Linked DNA regions of Homo sapiens: region 1 is linked to region 2. Evidence: chromatin loops called from intact Hi-C (ENCODE). Cell type or tissue: natural killer cell. All regions are shown on one strand. Each heading gives the region's core, and the rest is flanking DNA. Links, peaks and the distances in the headings are about the cores only.

Region 1 (3,479 bases), core at 726-3,225, 74 kb after region 2:
CCAGGAGCTGGTCACTGGTGGAGCTAGAGGCTTTTCAAGTGCATCCTGGGACTTCTGACCTTCCCTCCTGACAGTTCTCATCCCCAGCTGCCGGTGAGTCACCTGGGAGCTTCGAAAAGTCCCGATGCCCTGGCTGCTGGCCACACCCAGCCCAACCACATCAGAGTCGCTGGGCTGTGGCCAGCTTGTAGCAGCTACTCAGGTGTTCTCCAAGGATGAGAACCACAGATTTAGTCACTGCAGCATGGCAGGGGTGGGGGTGGGAGAACAGGAGGCTTGGAAAAGGAAACTCGAACAGGCTCAAGAATATCAGACACAGCCTTGGGAGGGGGGCCGGGCCCTGCCCTTGTGGCCAGCTGCCTCACCTGCCTGGGCCCCCGCCCGCTGCTCACGATGCAGGCCCGTACATACCACTAAGGCCCAGGCGGTGCGGGTACCTTCACCCCACGGATCCGCAAGCTTGGCTCAACCAGGGAGCCATGAAGCAGGCTGGGAGAACACGGCTCTGCAGGAAGCCAGGGCTCTGCTGAGTTTCACAAGGCAGCTCTGTGGACGTGAGGCTGCTAGGTTAGAAGACTGGACGGAGAGGATTCCCGCCAGGGAGAGGCTGACCCAGCACGCTCTCACCAGGCTTCAGTCAGCCCCTCAGTCAGGGCCAGGAGCCGCCACTAAGCCCCACACTGGGGCAGTGTGGCTCTGGAGCCCGAGTGCCTGGGTTCAAATCCCAGCTCTGGCCCTGGCTGACGCTGTGGCCTCGACTGTCTCAGGTGAAGGAAGAGTAACAGGAAGGGATGATGCAGGCAGTTTGCAGCTGGAACACAGAGCAGGGCCCCAGGCAGGCTTGCTCTAACTGTGGCCAGCTCTTTCCTTCCTTAGGAAGTGGTTCCCGGACTCTTCTGAAGGCACTTCCATCAGTAAACAACTTCTGAGCATTCCCAATAGATGTATGTGTATAAATTGCACTCATGGCTCTAAAACAAATCAGCAGAACACATTCTAGAAAAAATCGCATTCAAGAGATACTATACTAATAGATTATGTATATTATAAAAAACACAATAAAAAATAGACATTTTAAAGGGATGAGATTAAAATATAGAAAGAAAATTCCCATATGTTTTTCCTGCTGCCGCTGGGGTTGTGTGTCCATCTTTGGGGACCTCTGAGGGAGGCCCTGGAGCCACTGAGAGGGGCGGTGGTCGCCAGGGGTCTGGAAGATGGAGTAAGGAGGCCTGAAGGGGCCCCAGGGAGGCTTCGGGGAGGCAGGGGTAGGGGTTACAGCTCCGCGCCGCTGGGGAAGCGGAATCTGCGGGCGGAGGCCGGGGCACCGTGCTGTCCAGGGCAAGGGGAACGCAGTCCCGCGGCATCCACGACGGAGGGGCCCGGCCGCGGGGCCTGGTGGCCCGGGGAGCCAGGGCATGGGCATCCGGGGCAGAAGGACTGCGGGCGCGAAGCTTGGGAGGCAGGGTACTTGGGGCCCGGAGAGTCGCTCGGGCCTGGCTCCGGCAGCAGTCGCGACAGGTCCTCCACCAGGTGCCACTTCTCCTGAACCTGCTGTGAGGAGAACAAGTGGCGAGTTGCGACAGGCGCTGCTTCCCACGAGCGGGTGTGAGGACAGCAGCGGCAGCAACTCTGCGGCCCATGGGCCAGCCCGCACCCAAAGTAGCCAGAGGCCACGCCCCGCCCGAGGCCACGCCCCGCTCGAGGCCACACCCTCCCAGGGCCACGCCCCACCAGGGTCCCGCCCCGATGCAGCCCTAGACCACGCCCTCAGGAGTCCCGTCCACAACGCAGCCAGATGCCACTCCTTCCACGTCCCCGCCCGAGACCACGACCTCCAAGGGCCCCGCCCCCAACGCACCCTGAGACCACGCCCCACTAGGGTCCCACCCCATGCAGATCTAGACCACGCCCGCTAAGAGTCCGTCCCCAAGCAGCCCAAGGCCACGCCCCCGGTAGAGGCCCCACCCTGAGGCCACGCCTTAGCCAGGTCACTGTTCCTCCCTCAGCTCCATTAAGCCCCTGGCCCCAAGCCTAAAGTCGTAATTTTTTTTTTTTTTTGTGGAAACTGGGTGTCTCCCTGTTGCCCAGGCAGGATTGCAGTAGCAAGACCACAGCCCACTGCAGCCTGGACCTCTCAGGCTCAAGCGATCTTCCCACCTCAGCCTCCGGAATAGCTGTGACCACAGGCACGCGCCACCACGCCCAGCTCATTTATTTGATTTTTAGTAGAGACGAGGTCTTGCTATGTTGCTCAGCCTGGTCTCAAACTCCTGAACTCAAGCACTCTTCACGCCTCGGCGTGAGCCACTGCACTCAGCCATGTTATCCTTTTTTCCTTTTTTGAGACGGAGTTTTGCTCTTGTTGCCCAGGCTGGAGTGCAATGGGGCGGTCTCAGCTCACTGCAACCTCCGCCCCTCCGCCTCCTGAGTTTAAACGATTCTCCTGCCTCAGCCTCCCTAGTAGCTGGGATTACAGGCGCCCACCATCACGCCCAGCTAATTTTTTGTATTTTTAGTACAGACGGGGTTTCACTATGTTGGCCAGGCTGGTCTTGAACCCCTGACCTCAGGCAATCCACTCACCTCGGCCTCCCAAAGTGCTGGATTACAGGCACGAACCACCGTGCCCGGTTTTTTTTTTTTTTTTTTTTTTTTTAAGTAGAGACGGGGTTTCGCTATTTTGGCCAGGCTGGTCTTGAACTCCTGACCTCAGGTGATCCACCCACCTCGGCCTCTGAAAGTGCTGGGATTACAGGCGTGAGTCACCACGCCCGGCCACATTCTCCTTTTAAAAAATTAATTACTTATTTTTGGTGGAGACCAGGGTCTTGCTTTGTTGCCCAGGCTGGTTTTAACTCATGGCTTCAAGTGATCCGATCCTCCTGCCTGGGCCTCCAAAGCGTTGGGATTACAGGCAAAGGCCCAGCCCCTAAGGTCATGTACTTACCAGGTCTGGCTCCTGGTCTCAGGAGCCCGAGCTGTTCTCTTCCTCCCCTTCCCCGTCTTCACTCTCAGCCTGAGGCCACGCCCTCCAGTGGGAAGAACCCACCTGACCCGCTCAGACGTGTTCTAGGCCCTCGGCCACACATAGGGAAGGGTTTCCACTGAAGCTGCTGTCCCCTCACCAGCCCCGAGGACACTCACCCACACCAGCTGCTTCCGGAGCCTGTGGATGGCCCTGGCATTGGCCTGGGTCTGGGAGACGCACACCGTCAGGACAAGGCTTGGGTGGGAAGGGGATTCGTGGTCAGTTGCCCCTGGGGCCACAGGCGCCTCTCCCTGACTTCCTCTCTCCCCACCTCAATCTCTACAATACGCGGTACTGGGGTCTTCTCACTGCACACTGCTGTATCTGAGGATGGGACCCTCCTCTCCTTCCTCGCAGAGCCCCTCATCCCCTCCCCTCTGGCACAGCAATACCAATAGCTCAGCAGCTGCAGCCACCCAGACACGGTGCTTCCCCAGTGATCCTGCAA
Region 2 (2,500 bases), core at 1-2,500:
TGTCATTAACTAGGCATCTTGAAGAAAAAAATCCAGAACAACACTGAAGTATATGCTTTCTTTCTTTTTTTTTTTTCAATTTTTTATTTTTATGACGGAGTCTCGCTCTGTCGCCGAGGCTGGAGTGCATTGGCACAATCTCGGCTCACTGCAACCTCCGCCTCCCAGGTTCAAGCGATTCTCCTGCCTTAGCCTCCCGAGTAGCTGGGATTACGGGCGTGCGCTACCATGCCCGGCTAATTTTTGTATTTTTAGTAGAGACGGGGTTTCGCCAAGTTGGCCAGGCAGGTCTTGAACTCCTGACCTCAGGTGATCCGCCCGCCTCAGCCTCCGAAAGTGTGAAGTGCACACTTTCAAAGGGTAATTTTTGTGCTGTGTAGGTTATATTTCAATTAAACTGTTTTTTAAAAAATCTCAAAAAAAGCACTTGGACGTTCCTGGGAGTTCACAACAACAGGGTCTGCTGATGTATTCTGTTGAACATGAAAGGCATCAGGCATCTTACGTCCACCCCAAGGCATTTTGGTCAAATGAGATTTAATTAGGTTGTAAGCATCACCAAGGCACCAGCATATAGAGAGGTATCCGTTCACAACAGCTGTTTAAGAAGCAATGAGGGTGGAAAGCAACCCTCCCATACTAAGTGTCTTTGCAACTCAAATCTTTTGACAACTCAGTTCAAAACAAAGCCCATCGAGGCTGGCCAGAGAAGACTTACATGGGGTCGTCATCTGGCTCCCAGCCTTCCAGCTCCTTGAAGCAGAAGAAACACTGGGCCAAGTCTGGCTCGTTCTCAGTGGGGCAGTGGATGAAGCCAGCCTCGGCCATCTGCAAGGGACAGCACAGCTCGTGAGTGGACGTGGCAGCCCGGAACCCCGAGGCCCAGCCACAAAGGCCTCGATGGGGACAAAGCAGGGAGGGGAGGCCGGCCTGGACCCAAGGGGCCCAGCCACAGTGGCCTCGCTGGGGACAGGACGGGGAGGGGAGGGCGGCTTGTACCCCCGAGGCCCAGTCACAGTGGCCTCGCTAGGGACAGGGCAAGGCGGGCGTGGGGGACCCCAGGAGGCCGGGCAGTCTCACCCGCTCCGGGGTGCAGGCGCAGCCCTCCAAGAAGGGCCAGTTCTTGAATGTAGAGATGCGGTGGTCCTTGAGAAAGGGCTGCCAGGCAGGGGGCAACGTCGGGGCACCCATGCCGCCGCCGCCACCTCTGCCAACGGGTCCCGCGATTCAAATCTGGCGGTTAATGGCGCGCCGCGGGGCATGTCGGGAGCGCACGCCCTCTTAGGCGGTCCACCCCCCGCGGCCTTCTGGGAGTAGAGGCGGGGCGGCGCGGGGTGTGCCGGGAGTTGTAGTCCTCCCGCCGCGTGGCTCTGCCCGTGGTCGCGGTGCACCCAGCGACGCCGCGCCAGCTCGTCCCTGCCCACACCTAGCGCCCCCTCGACTGCTTTCAAAGAACGCGTGCAGGCCGGGTGCAGTGGCTCACGCCTGTAATCCCAACACTTTGAGAGGCCTAGGCAGGAGCATCACTTGAGTCCTGGAGTTCAAGACCAGCCTGGCCATCACGGTGAAACCTTGTCTCTACTAAAAATACAAAAATTAGCTGGGCGTGGTGGTGCATGCCTGTAATCCCAACTACTCGGGAGGCTGAGGCAGGAGAATCGCTTGAACCCGGGAGGCAGAGGGTGCAGTGAGCTGAGATTGTGCCATTGCACTCCAGCCTAGGCAACAAGAGCAAAACTCAGTCTAAAAAAAAAAAAAAAGTCAGACAGGAGAGCTTTACAGGGTGCCACCTCTGCAAAAAGCATCTACTCCAGACGGGCATGAAGGACAAATGAACAGGGGAGGGATGGAGTGCAGCAGACATCGCTGTCCCGGCGAGTACATCGTTGACTGCACGACCTGGGTTTCCAGGAGGGCCACCTTCTGGAGTCAGGGGCCAGGGACTGGGCCACTACCGTGATAAGAAGACAAGGGAGCTGGGGAAAGCCCAGTGGAGGGTGGGGGCCTGTGCTCAGGGCAAACTCCTCCTTTCCCTTCGCAAAGCAGGGCGTCCCACCAACAGTAAGTCCTGCAGCCTATTAAAAAAAAAATCAGTGTGTCCTCTGCTTTGGAACAGGGTGTTCTGGAGTCACTTCTGGAGCTGGGCATCACATCCACTCACTTCTCTGGTTCTATGGCCAGAGATAAGAGGCCTGGCCTTATTAGCCCTCCAGCCCCACGCAGGCCTGGTGCCTCCACTGTCTTTTTCATTTTGGGGTTTATTTATTTATTTATTTATTTTTGCAACCTCTCCCCACCCCTCCCACCCCGCCCCCATTCTTTAATACAGTAACTTTTTATTTTGATGTTTATTTATTTATTTGAAACTGAGTCTCGCTCTATCGCCCAGGCTGGAGTGCAGTGGCATGATCTCAGCTCACTGCAACCTCCTCCCCGCCACGGGTTCAAGCGATTCTCCTGCCTCAGCCTCCCGAGTAGCTGAGATTAAAGGCATGCACCA

The links. Peaks named below come from ENCODE experiments on the same cell type or tissue, not always from the same donor. Only the 100,000 strongest peaks of a DNase experiment are listed, where the experiment ranks them.
Region 1: a loop joins it to region 2, with 14 times the contacts of the local background. A loop is called at or near these places in 6 of 110 quality-filtered maps.

What each region holds. Positions count from the first base shown.
Region 1 is chr17:78,138,909-78,142,387 of GRCh38, reverse strand. TMC8 (transmembrane channel like 8) reads right to left here. Exons shown (of 16, transcript NM_152468.5): 15 at 3,148-3,226; 16 at 1-1,554. The coding sequence ends at 1,276. Among named protein-coding and RNA genes, the nearest start is that of C17orf99, 5.7 kb to the left of the region's middle. RefSeq lists silencers at 1-60, 1,582-1,771 and enhancers at 53-132, 1-974, 2,611-3,250, 3,365-3,479. In natural killer cell, for the core only: no CTCF peak of the experiment used is centred there; DNase peaks (open chromatin) are centred at 1,877 and 2,977; H3K27ac peaks cover 608 bases.
Region 2 is chr17:78,213,008-78,215,507 of GRCh38, reverse strand. BIRC5 (baculoviral IAP repeat containing 5) reads right to left here and starts at 1,255. Exons shown (of 4, transcript NM_001168.3): 1 at 1,081-1,255; 2 at 719-828. The coding sequence starts at 1,191. RefSeq lists an enhancer at 609-1,510. In natural killer cell, for the core only: no CTCF peak of the experiment used is centred there; a DNase peak (open chromatin) is centred at 1,297; H3K4me3 peaks cover 392 bases.